4 separate regions of the Homo sapiens genome follow, and regions 1, 3 and 4 are each linked to region 2. Evidence: chromatin contacts called from ENCODE Hi-C data. All regions are on one chromosome and are shown on one strand. The core of a region is the stretch at or near the end of the contact, and the rest is flanking DNA. Distances in the headings are between cores, read along the strand shown. Region 1 holds the start of EXT2 (exostosin glycosyltransferase 2). Region 2 holds the start of LINC02696 (long intergenic non-protein coding RNA 2696). Region 3 holds the start of ACCS (1-aminocyclopropane-1-carboxylate synthase homolog (inactive)). Region 4 holds the start of ARHGAP1 (Rho GTPase activating protein 1).

Region 1 (3,395 bases), core at 158-2,657, 1.3 Mb before region 2:
AGCAGAACATGAGTGTCCCATCCCCAGAATGTCCTCATCCCAATCTCCCTAGATCTGTGACAAGCAGGCATTAACTCACAAAAATATCCCTGGAATCGAGGTTGCTGCCGGAAGCCTCTGTAGGTATCTAGTCTCAGAATCATCACTTTGAATATTTAAGCTATCAGTGACAACTTCCACCAGATGGCGCCAAAGTACATCTGGGACCAGAAGGGATTTGGATCCTGTAGCCAGACCCACAACTCTACCAAACCAACATCGCAGGCCCAGGGGTCATTTCATTAACCTCTCAATAACATCGCTCTGAATTTTAATTTAATTTTTTAGTTTCCACTTACTGCTTTATGACAGCGGTTTTAGTGTGCATGGATAGGGCTAAATCATGTAAATAATAGAGAAAGATACAAAACAAAAATGCGTTTTTTTTTTTTTTTTTTGGAGACAGGGTCTTGCTCTATCACCCAGGCTGGAGTGCAGTGGCACGACCACGGCCCACTGCAGCCTTGACCTCCTGGGCTCAAGCAATCTTCCTGCCTCTGCCTCCTAAGTAGTTGGGACTACAAGCGTGTGCTACGATGCCTAGTTAACTTTTTATTTTTTGTAGAGATGGGGTCTTGCTCTGCTGCCCAGGCTGGTCTCAAACTCTTGGGCTCAAGCGATCCTCTCGTTTAGGCCTCCCCAAATGCTGGAATTACAGGCGTGAGCCACCTTTCCTCGCCATAAATGCTTCCATTTCCGCCTCGACAACTACTCCACCTGAAGCTGTTCATTTCTTCTTGCATTCCTTCCAGAAAAAAGTTATACACATGCCTGAATATAAGCACCTACTTTATATATTTCTCCCTCTTGTTTTTGCATATGCATAGTTTACCTAAAAGTGACTTGCCCGCTGTTTTGGACTACGCTTTGATCTTAACTAATATCTTGGAGATATTTCCTTACCCAAATATATTGCACTATCTCACATTACTCAAATCAATCAAATTCCATAATTTATTTCGATTGTGTCTAGCATTTCGCTATGATTAGAAAGAATGCTGTCATGGAACTTTTTGACAAACATTGTTGAGAATATCCATAGGGCAAACTCCGTACAGAGAGCTTGTTGGAATGAAGGGTACCAGCATTTTCCGTTTGATGGATAGTACCAAATTGCCCTCCAGGAATGTTATACGCTCACCAGAACTGATTATAATAAAACGTCTACATATTTGTTAGTTTTATAAGCAACGCGTGGTGTCTCGTTTGGGTTTAAGGATTCTTTAATTATGAATGAGGCTGTCTGAGCATTTCACTGCGGAGCCTGAGCGCGCCTGCCTGGGAAAACACTGCAGCGGTGCTCGGACTCCTCCTGTCCAGCAGGAGGCGCGGCCCGGCAGCTCCCGCATGCGCAGTGCGCTCGGTGTCAGACGGCCCGGATCCCGGTTACCGGCCCCTCGCTCGCTGCTCGCCAGCCCAGACTCGGCCCTGGCAGTGGCGGCTGGCGATTCGGACCGATCCGACCTGGGCGGAGGTGGCCCGCGCCCCGCGGCATGAGCCGGTGACCAAGCTCGGGGCCGAGCGGGAGGCAGCCGTGGCCGAGGTAAGCGCGGCTCTCCAGGGCGGCGGCCGGGCGGGCGCTGAAGCGAGGGCTCGGGCCTCCGGGGGCCGCTGCTGGGTCGGGACAAGGGCCGAGGGAGCGCGGCCGCGCGGAGGCTCCGTGGAGGCCCGTGGGCTGCGAGAGGCCACCCCCAGCCCCGCCGGGGCTGTGACAATGACTGCCCGCTTTTGGAGCGCTCCGATTTCCACTCCTGCTTCTCCTTCTCCTCCGGCGGCGGCCGCGCTTTCAGCATCTTGGTACCCACCTGTTCTCCTAGCCAACCTTCGCCCCCAGTCCGCTCCTTCCTTTCCTCCTGCGACCCGCCCTCCGCCCTCCGCCGTGACCCCTCCCTTCCTGCTGCCACCTTCCCGCCAGCCACAGGGATCTGATTCCTCCCAGGGGGATGTCCTGCGCCTCAGGGTCCGGTGGTGGCCTGCGGCATCCCTTGCGGTGCCAGAAGCCGTGGGACGAGGTAGGGAAGGGGCCAGGGGCATGTTATGCCGGGGACTGGGTGGTCGGGGGCGTGTTAGGCCGGGGACTGGGTGACCGGGAACTAGATGGCCGGGGGCGTGTTAGGCCGGGGACTGGGTGGCCGGGGTCATGTTGGGCCAGGCACTAGGTGGCTGGGGGCGTGTTAGGCAGGGGACTGGGTGGCCGGGGGCCTGTCAGGACGGGGCAGGAGTATGTTAGACTGCGGACTAGATTGCTGGTGGCATGTTAGGCCAGGGACTAGGTGGCCCGGGGGTGTGTCGGGCCGGGGCCAGGGGCATGTTAGTCTCGGGACTAGGTGGCCAGAAGCACACTGGCTCTGGGCTTCAACTTGAAGTCCAGAGGTGTTTGGGGCTTTGTTACATTCGGTGGGAACCAGATCTAAACACACAATTTTGAGAATCAAAGAATTGCTTGGTGTTACTGATTGGGCAATGCTAATCTAGAAAGGTTCTTGACTTATTTATGTGAAGATATGGTCTTGAAATATGTACATTTAAATTCTTGTAAGTCTTAACTTCTTGTAAGTCAGGTAAGTGCTCTATGTACTTTAACTGGACTTAGTTTGTAACTTTCAGAACTCAAAGGCTATTCACTGTAATAAAATAGATGATTCAGTTTCCATCATTCACTTTCCCCGACTTCCTGGTTGCATGTGAGGGTATGAATGGATAATCAGTTTTGGGGCCAGACTGCCATGCTGTGAATCCTAGCTTTGGCATTTCCAGTTGTGTAATATTGGGCCAGGTACTTAAACTTTCTGTTGTACTATCCCCATCTGTAAAATGAGGGTAATAATAGCTTGGCTTATAGTGCTGTTATGAAGATTAAATAAGTTAACACTATAAAGTGCTTAAAACAGACCCTGGCATGTAGTAAGTGCTTAGTAAGATTTACATATTAATTATGTAATGACACACATTGTCTTATGGTATAATTCCCATGATTAAAAGGGCATTGTTTTTAATTGAAAATAATTTTTAGGGGCATTTAGCCATAACATAACTTTAATTATAAAGAATCCTATCAAGTAAGGCAATGAATTGTGGCTTTTTTTGCTTTTGCTTATATTTGGTTCCTCTGTTTTTCGGAATGGTTGGGTTAAGATCCAGTGTGGCAGTGGCCCCAGGAGTTCAGCTGTAAGGCCCTTTCTAAAAAGGTTAAGAAGAGGCCAGGCGCGGTGGCTCACGCCTGTAATCCCAACACTTTGGGAGGCCGAGGTGGGTGGATCACTTGAGGCCAGGAGTTCAAGACCAGCTGGCCAACATGATGAAAACTTGTCTCTACTAAAAATACAAAAAAATTAGCTGGGTGTGGTAGCACACGC
Region 2 (3,270 bases), core at 266-2,765:
CCAAGGAATCTGCTCCAGGTAACAACAAAGTCTGCTCAGTCATCTCACTAATTTATCAGCAAAACTGACCTAATTACTCTTCCTGAAGTGCTCTTCCCTTGCTCCCTGCAATGCCGCATTTCCCTGGTTCCTCTCCTAGGGCTGCCTGCTCATCTTCCCTTTCTTTAGTAGAAGAGCTCTTGACACTCTGTCCTGCGCCTCTTTCCCAAAGGGTATTCTCTCCACCAGGCAATTTCTTCTAAGCTCCTGCTCTAGCACCATTCATATACAAGAATCTAAGGCACAGATTTCTAGCTCAGGCCTGTCATCTAAAAAATCAAACCAGGCACATCCATTGGCCTGTTGAGTTTCTCCCCTAGAAGACCTTCAAGGCTTAATATATGTAAAACCAAACTTCCCACACATCAGCTTCTTCTCCTGTGGTTCCCTTTTAGTATGTGATGGCCCAACATTCTCCCAGCTATCAGCCCAGAAGCCTGGCAGTCACCCCAACTCTGCAAATTTCACACACCCAATCCACCACCACCACTGCCGCCACCTGCTTCCCAATGATCTCTCTCTCTCCCTCCCTCCCTCCTGTATTCTTCAGCTGTGGCCTGAGTCCAAGTAACCAAAGTCAAGAAAAGCAGGGCCATGTACTCTGTACTCACCAGCCTGGTGCTTGAAACCCTCAACTATTGTAAAGTGGTTATGTTAATGAAAAGGGGTCCCCATCCAGACCCCAAGAGAGGATTCTTAGACTTTAAGCAACGAAGAATTTGGGGCAAGTTCAAAGAGTAAAGTGAAAGCAAGTTTATTAAAAAAGTAAAGGAATAAACGATTGGCTACACCATAGGCAGAACAGCGGCATGGGCTGTTCAACTGTGTATACGTTATTTATTGATTATACACTAAACAAGGGGTAGATTAGTCAAGAGTATTCTGGGGAAAGGAGTGGCAATTCCCAGAACTGAGGGTTCCACCCTCGCCTTCAGATCATATAGAGTAACTTCCTAACATCGCCATGGCATTTGTAAATGCTCATGGTGCTGGTGGGAGAGTCTTTCAGCAAGCTAATGTATTATAATTAGCATATGATGAGCAGTGGGGACAACCAGAGTTCACTTTCATTGCCAATCTTGGTTTTGGTGGATTTTGGCCGGCTTCTTTAAGTATCCTGTTTTACCAGCAGGGTCTTTGTGACCTGTATCTTGTGCTGACCTCCCTGTCTCATCCTGTGACTTAGAATGCCTAACCTCCTGGGAATGCATCCCAGCAGGTCTCCACCTTCTTTTATGCAGCCCCTATTCAAGATGGAGTCCCTCTGGTTCAAACGCCTCTTGACAGTTCATCTTTTCAGTGTTTCCGGCTAGGAAATTTAAATGTTTGTCCATCTATTCACTGGGCTCTGAAGCACTCATTTAGTACACTGAGAAAGGAGAGGGAGGGGGGATGGGAGGAGGGGAGGAGCAGAGAAAGGAGAGGAGGCGGAGACGGTTAGTCTAGCCTCTCTGTGGGGCCTCTCTGCTGGTACCCAGATGCTGAGCGCTGAAATTCTCATCCGCCACACACAACATGGCGGCTTCCTGGACCCGCGCCCAATTTTCGCTTCCGGGATGGAAGCTACGTCATTTCCCCCTCTGTTGCCCTAGCGCCCCTTGGAAGCCAAGAATATGAGGAAGTCTTCTTCCTTCGCGCCTTCTTCTTCCTTACGCTCCAGGGCAGCCTGACAGAGCCGCTCGAAGGCTCTGCTGGCCGCGGCTAGCCGGTGAGGAGGGTGGGGGGAGGGGCCGTCCCGCGTGTGGGGGAGTCTGAAGGCGACCAACGAGAGGGAGGGCCGGAGCGGGGAGGTGGCTCGGAGGCATGTCCAGTAAATTGGGGATGAAAATCCTCCCAGGAACCCGATTATTAATGGGTTGAGGGAAGTGGCAGGTGCAGCGGTTGCGCAAAGACAATGATGCTTAGTAGCCAGGACTTCATGGCCACAAAATTTGTGTGTAGAGAGGGCCACAGCAGCCTGAAAACCATTTTCGTCCCCTTTTAGGTTTACCCATTCCACTGGACCCAGCCACCACCCACTCCTGCTGTCTGGTAAACTTTCCTCCTGTTTCTGGGGCCATGTCTGGCATGAAGAGTTTTTACTGAATAGTTTTCATTGATCGCAGGCCAGTTCTCTCTTCTCACCCCTTTATTGAAGTGACAGTGAAAATCTAAGTGAGAAAGCACTGTTACAGGGGCTGAAAAGGCTACAGGAGACCAGAGCCATTGACTTTTATTTTTAAAATGAAGATCTCTTTTACTTGAAGGAACTTAAGAATTTTGGCATTCAAATAGGGGCTGGAAGACTTGAAAGCAGTAGAAATTTCACCACAGGTGATAGGAAAGGATGATCACGAAATGAATATCTCCTGACTTGCACACCTAGTGAGCAGAGCCAGGAAGGACCTCCTTCACCTTAGCATTTGGAACAGGCTGCAAAGTTCATTCTTCCTCATAGCAGCCCCTGCATTCAGTTTGGTTTAGTTGTTTTATGTGGTTTCTAGCCTGATTTTTTTTTTCAGGGTGCAGCAGAAGTCTCAGGTAGCTGAGAAGTTCATGGAATCTTCTTATTTGCTACACCTTTCACTACTGCTTGTGATATAGTGCAGGGTTGGGATGTGCAGACATTTCTCAAGTGCACTGTGTACCTACACAGCATGCTGCAATTTGGCTACTGAAGTCAAGAGAAACTGGTTTGAACAACTACTGAGTGTAACATAGGAAGCGCATTTCATTTGATAACAGGAACACAGCTTTTGTGCTAATAAAATGCTTTGAAAATTAGTGTGTGGTCTTTAGTAATTAGCATATACATTTTAGTTATCCATTGGTTCATAACAAACGGACTAAATAGGTACCCCACTGAGTCATTTATCTAAATGAAAAGTTTGGTTAAATTGTAGTTGTAGGCATTGATCAAAGCTAATGGGAAAAAGAGATTAAGATGAAAATCATGGGATTAAATTTTTAATTAGTTTGCCCCTTGGACCGTTGCTTGGTATGACATGGAGATTGATTGGCTACTTATGCCTGCCTGGGAAGATATGGCTCTGCTACCAAACCTCTGAACGTAAGAGTGTTTTGCAAAAAAACTGAATATTTTATTCAGTAATTTTTCACTTTATTCCTGCTTAACAAGGAATTGAAAAGGAAGGCAAGGTCTTGGATCTCATAGTTCTTGGTATAGTGATAGATATAAAGTATGAGATGGGGGCTTCAGTGGGTTCATTAATAAATATCTCAAATTAACAT
Region 3 (3,217 bases), core at 684-3,183, 1.3 Mb before region 2:
CAAGGCAAAAGTGAAGACAAGAAGTGGAATGGCCAGAAGACAGCCATGTCTTCCCAGCCATACCTGTATTGAGAGATTCTGCTTATTTCCTTTCATGGGGAAAGAAGACTTTCCCATTCAAGGCACCTCAGAGACTGCAGCTCTACCTGGGACCTGGGTGCCCACTGTACCCATTGCCAGAATATGTAGAGCTTAGGGCAGAGTTTGAAAAATACTTTTGAAATTATATGTGTGTGTGTGTGTGTGTGTGTGTGTGTGTGTGTGTATGTAATTTTTTTTTTTTTTTTTTTTTTTTTTTAGATAGAGTCTCGCAAACACCCAGGTGGGAGTGCAGTGGCACGATCAAATTCACTGCAGCCTCTACCTTCTGGGCTCAAGTGATCCTCCCACCTCAGCCTCCCAAGTAGCTGAAACCACAGGCACATGTCATCAAGTCTGGCTAATTTACAAAAACATTTTGGCTGAGTGCAGTGGCTCACGCCTGCCATCCCAGCACTTGGGAGGCCGAGGCGGGCAGATCACGAGGTCAGGAGTTCAAGACCAGTCGGGACAATATGGTGAAACTCCATCTCTACTAAAAATACAAAAATTAGCCAGGCGTGGTGGTGCGTGCCTGTAGTCCCAGCTACTGGGGAGGCTGAGACAAAAGAATTGCTTGAACCCGGGAGGCGGAGGTTGCAGTGAGCAGAGATTGTGCCACTGCACTCCAGCCTGGATGACAGAGCGAGACTCCGTCTCAAAAAAACAAAAAAACATAAAAACCTTTTTTTGGTAGAGACACGGTCTCTCTATGTTGCCCAGGCTGGTTTCAAACTCCTGGGTTCAAGGGATGCTCCCACCTTGTCCTCTCAAAGTGTTGGCATTACAGGCGTGGGCCGCCACACCTAGCCAGAGTTCAACAAATATTGCAGGCACGTGTGGGAGACCAGGACATGCCTCCCCAAAACATGAAGGATTGTGCTAAAGACAAGCAGCAGCACATTCAGGAAAGCTCTCTACCCTGGCCCTATTTGCCTAAAAGTAGGACACAGGTTTACAAAGACAAAAGGTATCCTGTCCCTCTGTCTACCTAGGAGAACAAAGACAACTTTAGACCCCTATGGCCTGGAGATGGTACCAGAGGAATTTACATTAACAAGCTTGACTAACTGGCCTTTGTCTTTTTTTTTTTTTTTTTTTTTTGCCTTCTCACAAGTTGCCTCCTGGAGAGACTCAAAGCCCTATTTCTTTGTCTTGTAACTTAAAAAAATTACTGTTCTTTGTTGAAGATGCTATAAAAACTGGAATTCAAAGTCACCTCTTCCAGAACGACTCATTCCCTCCAGATTTCTCATGTATAAATGAAATACACATGTCAGTAAATTTCTGTCTGTTTTTCTCTTGTTAATTTGTCTTTTGTAACAGGAGTCTCCCCCAACTAAGAACCTATGAGGGCTACAGAAAATCCCCTACAAATGAAAGGGGCAGAAATGACAAACTGCGATGAAAGGCCATAAGGATGCTCACACCCGAATCTAAAAAGCCCTTTGTGTGGGCCGCAGCCAAGCATACTTTGGCAAGAAATTTCTGTGGCTCTAACCTCCTTTGAAAACTGGAGAACCAAGGCCAGGAGGCAGAAGGAGGTGGCAGACCCGGCCCGGCGGCGGCCCAGCACGCGCAGGCCACCCAGAGTGGAGGTGGGAAACGGCATTACGCCCCTTTCCCTTTTCCTGGTCCCGCGGTGCTACCTCGTGTGCCACCCTTAAAGCGTAGTCCCCGCCGAGACCGCCCCCGCCTGAGTGGCAAGGGGACGAACTGCGCCCTGAACAGGCCTGGAAGCCCAACCCGGTGCGGACCGCCCTCAGTCTCCTAGTCCGGGCGCGCTGAGCGCAGGGGGGCGCTGTCCTCACCCACGCGTAAGTCGCCGCAGGGCGTTTCCGGGCGGAGAAAACCTACACGTGATGGGCGCCCACCGAGTGCCAGCACCGCCTCCTCCAGCTCCGCCAAGTAGGTGGGATCCACTACTTTGCAGAGGAGGAAGCCGTTCAGGCCTCCCTCTGTGCACTTTGCAAAAGCCTCTGCCCTTCCATCTCGAATCCCTTGGCGCCGATCACACTTCCTCTGCCTGGAAACCTGGAGCCGTCTCTCGCGAGACGTCCTCCGCCCTGTAGAAGGCCGTTTCGGTTCTTCGTGCGCGGTAGCCGCCCCACTTGCGGGATTCCAAGGCCTCATCGAGTGCGGGTATCTGGCTGTGGATTCGCCGCCGTCCTGCTGGACGCCTGGAGGCTCGAACCCCGCCGCCCCCCTACCCCAGGCTTTACTCCCACCCCGGCTTCCGCCCACTGTGCTGCCCTTCCTCGGACCTGGGCTGTCGGGAGAGCTGGAGGTGAGCGCTCTTGGGAGAGCCCAGCCAATTTAAAGAGTACCCCTGAGAAGACTTTGCGGAGGAAAATTTAACTGCGGGTACCCGCTGAGTTTATGGTGCGCCCAGTGTTACCAGAGCTTGTGTTGTGCATCAGGACTGGGAAAATTGGCAAGGAGTTACGCTATAATGACTCATATTTTATTGAACTTTGGTCATCAGCCAGGATTTGTTCTAAGTACTTTATTGTCACTAACATATATATTTATGTCTTCACGGCCACCCCGAGGTGGTTACTGTTATATCCACTGTGCAGATGAGGAAACTAAACTGGCTTAGAGAAGTGAAGGAGTTCACACCCGCGGGCAGGAGTAGACCACCCTCTCCTTGGTGTCCACACCTCGTTTCTTCAGGACTGAAGAGGCAGGCCCTGGAGCTCTGCCTGGGTTGCCTGCACTTGTGGAGGTTCCCATTCCTCCCTTCCCTCAGTTCCTACCCGCCATCTGCCTCAGAACACCACATAATCTCATCCTACCCTTTACACCACAAGACCCCCAGGACTCCCAGGCAATACTCTGCTTTAACTCAGGAAATTTTAACCTGGCATTTGGTAATTGAGGTGAGCAAGGGTGGAAAAAGAATGTTGATGACCCCTTAGGCTGGAGAGTGAAAAACTTTTGCAGAAGTAGAACACGCTAAAGCAGCAATACATTAAAGTCACGTCAATGTGGCAAGTGCAGTCCCTGGCACGTACTAGGTCCTTAACAGATTTTTCTTGTTGAAGTCGTTGCACATATGGTTACAGCTAAGGGACACAGGAAGTGATGAGTGCATAAACCTAAAGGAAGGGGCAGATAAGAGAAAGGGGACTCCCAT
Region 4 (3,375 bases), core at 734-3,233, 1.3 Mb after region 2:
AGCTGGGGTGGATGTGAAGGAGGGAGAAGGACACCATCTAAAAGGGAGCTGAACTTGAACTTCACCTCTTTTCCAGTGACTGCTCTTCTATGCTGTCAGTTCTTCCAGACATGACCTCCCTCAACGCCCCCACATAACCTCCTTTCCCAGCATAACTAAGCCCAGTGGTTCCCATCTCCCAGTCAGACTGGCCCCTCCCACTACCCCCAACCCACAGTTTAACTTCTGAGCCTGGAAGTTAAACTCCCATTCAGTGGGAGGGTGAGGAAGCTAGCACAGGGAAATTCTAACATCAAGTAGTAGAAATGAAGTATCCTGCCTGTTTAAGACACCAGCCACCCACAAGCCTGCTCTACTCTGTGCAAAATACACCCAACTCTGAGATTAATTTTTCCATTCTCAGCAGGTAAACCTTTACAAAAATCTTAAGGATCACCTTAGGCAATCACTTTTAGGAAGTTGTAGACTTTTCTGAAATTGGTAACATGTGTGGACTTTTTCCCTAAGAAAACTTAGGAGATGTATGCAATTTTAAGAGGTTCATACACCTTCTGAGAATCACTGTTTAAGAACTTCTGGTCTATTCAGAATGACACCTGATATATAGTAGATGCTATCATTTGTTGAATGAATGAACCAATTAATTCATCTCCTAAGTAAAGAAGGGAACCCACACTTGTTGAGGGCCTATATAGGACCATGAACTGGGGACACAAACTCAACCTCACGATAGCACTGATGAGGCATGTTCTACTAAGCTCATTTTACAGTGAGGAAAGAGAGGACCAGCCGGGCACGGTGGTTCACGGCTGTAATCCCAGCACTTTGGGAGGCCGAGGCGGGCGGATCACAAGGTCAGGATTTGGAGACCAACCTGGCCAAGATGGTGAAACCCCATCTCTACTAAAAATACAAAAATTAGCCGGGTGTGGTGGCGCGCGCCTGTACTCCCAGCTACCTGGGAGGCTGAGGCAGAAGAATCGCTTGAACCCGGGAGGCGGAGGTTGCAGTGAGCCGAGATCACGCCACTGCACTCCAGCCTGGGCGACAGAGTGAGACTCCGTCTAAAAAAAAAAAAAGAAAAGAAATCATATTCTCAACGTTGGAATCGGCCTCCCAGTTGCAAATCCCACCACAATACAACAGCAATTACAACTCTCAACTACAATTATGTTTGCATAGAGCTTCACGGTTTACAAAGCCCAGGTTACGTTTTGCAATTATCCTGTTTCACAGATTAAGAAGTTGAACTGAGGCCGGGCGCAGTGGCTCACGTCTATAATCCCAGCACTTTGGGAGGCGGGGGCGGGAGGATCACGAGGTCAGGAGTTCGAGACCAGCCTGGCCAACATGGTGAAACCCTGTCTCTACTAAAAATACAAAAATTAGCCGGGCGTGGTGGCGGACGCCTGTAATCCCAGCTACTCAGGAGGCTGAGGCAGGAGAATCGCTTGAATCCGGGAGGCGGAGGTTGCAGTGAACCGAGACTCCAGCCTGGGCAATAAGAGTGAAACTCCGTCTTAAAAAAATAAATAAGTTGAACTGAAAGCGTGGCCTAATAAGTGGCAAGGAGGAACACTTCCCCCAAATTTCTTCTTCTTAGTGCTTTGCCAGATCAGATCTGGGAGATTTCCCCCTCCCGCCGGCTTGCTGGATGACAGCGATCCGGCCTGGACTCTGCCCTGGGGAAGGCAGGAAGAAGGTAGTGAAAATGATTAAGTCCTCTTATTGCAGGCGCCAAAATGGGGCAGAAACCCTGCAGGAAGGCCAGGCCTCTGAGCCCAGTTCCACCCCCGTTCCCCTCCTCGGATCTGCTCCGGTCCTCCCCATCCGGACCCCATCCCTTCGGACGACCTGGCCAGCTCCTTTCCTTTCCCCATCCCCACCCGGGGAGACCCCGCGCCCAGCAGCTCACCGCGCTCGGGCACTGCTCCCTCTGCCACGCCTGTCAAGGCTCGGCAAACATCCGGCTCCGCGGTGGAACGGGAACCGCCCCCTCCCGCTCTCTTCTATCCCCAACCATTTCCGCCACACCTCCAACCCACTTCCGGCCCCAAACATGGCCTTTCCAGGAGCCCCGCCCACTTCCTGCACATGCCCGCCTAAGTTCCTGCCTCGGGGAGGTAACAGCATAACTGTCCGACTCGTCGCTCCCAAAGAGATGGCTGGAACAATTAGTTCCGCTTTCCCAGCTAGTCGAATCACTGGTGCACCTCCGGAATCCGAGGTTCGCATTGCTCTCGGACAGAGTTCTGCCTCCCCAGTACTCCCAAACTCCCAGTCCTGTGCACCAATGAGGTCCAGCTCTGAGGCTTCTTTCCTGAGAAAAAAATTTGGAAGTCCGTGACTGTTTCCTGGAGGAGCTGAGAAGAGGAAGCTCACTTCCGGCGTAGGGAGGCTTTCTGACCCGGAATGGAGGAGGCGGAGGAGCTGCTCTTGGAGGGGAAGAAGGCGCTGCAACTCGGTGAGTGACCTGCGATGTCCGCGACCCTCAACCTTGGCCCAGGTGGATCTGACGCTCTGTGGTCAGCTTTCTCCTCAGTCTTCTCTCCTCCGGATCCCAGGATCCTCCAGTGCCCTCAGAGTCGCTGGGGGCTTCTGAAGAGCCCTTGAGCCTCCTCAAAACTTTCAGGGCCCTCCTTAGAGCCCTCACCTGTCCCTCGGGCTCCGCAGGCCCACCTGGACCTGCGGTTTCCTCCCACACTTTTCCCCACCTCCCACCTTCTTGGGTGGCTCCCTCACTGTCTTCCCTTCTCTCTGCAGCCCGCGAGCCGCGCCTGGGCCTGGACTTAGGATGGAACCCTTCCGGAGAAGGCTGTACGCAGGGCCTCAAAGACGTCCCACCCGAGCCGACCCGAGACATCCTCGCTTTAAAGAGCCTTCCCCGGGGCTTGGCCCTTGGCCCCTCACTCGCCAAGGAACAGCGCTTGGGGGTCTGGTGTGTCGGGGACCCCCTGCAGCCCGGCCTGCTGTGGGGGCCGCTGGAAGAGGAGTCTGCCTCCAAGGAGAAGGGCGAGGGAGTAAAGCCACGGCAGGAGGAGGTATTGAAGGATAGAGCGACTTCCCTCCGCCCTTGAAAATGTAGGGGAGGTTTGGACATTGCTAGACAGCTTTTCAATTTGAAGAAAGAGAGTATTTCAAGAGATAGGAGATAGTCTTGTCCCTTCTCTTCAGGACTGTCTCCTCTCAGCAGCAGTAGTTAAAGAATCGAGGTTTGAAAAGTTGTTGAAAGCTGGAATCATACAGTGTCAGCAGTGAGTGAGGAAGGTCAAGAGCTAAGGTTTTTGGAATTAAGAAAGCATGGGATCAAATTCCAGCTTTGTCACCTAGCTGGTTAAATTACGTGCCGCATTTAATTCATCTGTGAAACAAAGC

What was found. A loop is a pair of places that touch in the nucleus more often than their neighbours do. Pooled maps may share reads with other maps.
Region 1: a map of naive thymus-derived CD4-positive, alpha-beta T cell shows a loop between it and region 2 (8-fold over the local background). The contact joins the promoter of EXT2 here to the promoter of LINC02696 in region 2. A Hi-C loop is called at or near these places in 2 of 168 maps with a recorded cell type or tissue (B cell and naive thymus-derived CD4-positive, alpha-beta T cell) and 6 of 50 pooled maps.
Region 3: a loop to region 2 is called in a map of B cell, with 24 times the contacts of the local background. The contact joins the promoter of ACCS here to the promoter of LINC02696 in region 2. A Hi-C loop is called at or near these places in 2 of 168 maps with a recorded cell type or tissue (B cell and naive thymus-derived CD4-positive, alpha-beta T cell) and 7 of 50 pooled maps.
Region 4: a map of CD8-positive, alpha-beta T cell shows a loop between it and region 2 (16-fold over the local background). The contact joins the promoter of ARHGAP1 here to the promoter of LINC02696 in region 2. A Hi-C loop is called at or near these places in 2 of 168 maps with a recorded cell type or tissue (CD8-positive, alpha-beta T cell and naive thymus-derived CD4-positive, alpha-beta T cell), 2 of 37 single-sample maps with no recorded cell type and 6 of 50 pooled maps.

The regions. Positions count from the first base shown.
Region 1 is chr11:44,094,271-44,097,665 of GRCh38, forward strand. EXT2 (exostosin glycosyltransferase 2) reads left to right here and starts at 1,408. Exons shown (of 14, transcript NM_207122.2): 1 at 1,408-1,582. RefSeq lists a silencer at 1,275-1,894 and an enhancer at 2,315-2,364.
Region 2 is chr11:45,353,856-45,357,125 of GRCh38, forward strand. It overlaps LINC02696 (long intergenic non-protein coding RNA 2696), which reads left to right and starts at 1,516. Exons shown (of 2, transcript NR_120558.1): 1 at 1,516-1,747; 2 at 2,541-2,802.
Region 3 is chr11:44,064,337-44,067,553 of GRCh38, forward strand. It overlaps ACCS (1-aminocyclopropane-1-carboxylate synthase homolog (inactive)), which reads left to right and starts at 1,934. Exons shown (of 15, transcript NM_032592.4): 1 at 1,934-2,365. RefSeq lists enhancers at 1,574-1,703, 1,804-1,893, 1,914-2,103.
Region 4 is chr11:46,698,636-46,702,010 of GRCh38, forward strand. It overlaps ARHGAP1 (Rho GTPase activating protein 1), which reads right to left and starts at 1,984. Exons shown (of 13, transcript NM_004308.5): 1 at 1,916-1,984. ZNF408 (zinc finger protein 408) reads left to right here and starts at 2,396. Exons shown (of 5, transcript NM_024741.3): 1 at 2,396-2,464; 2 at 2,764-3,041. The coding sequence starts at 2,413. RefSeq lists a silencer at 1,740-1,859 and an enhancer at 2,190-2,479.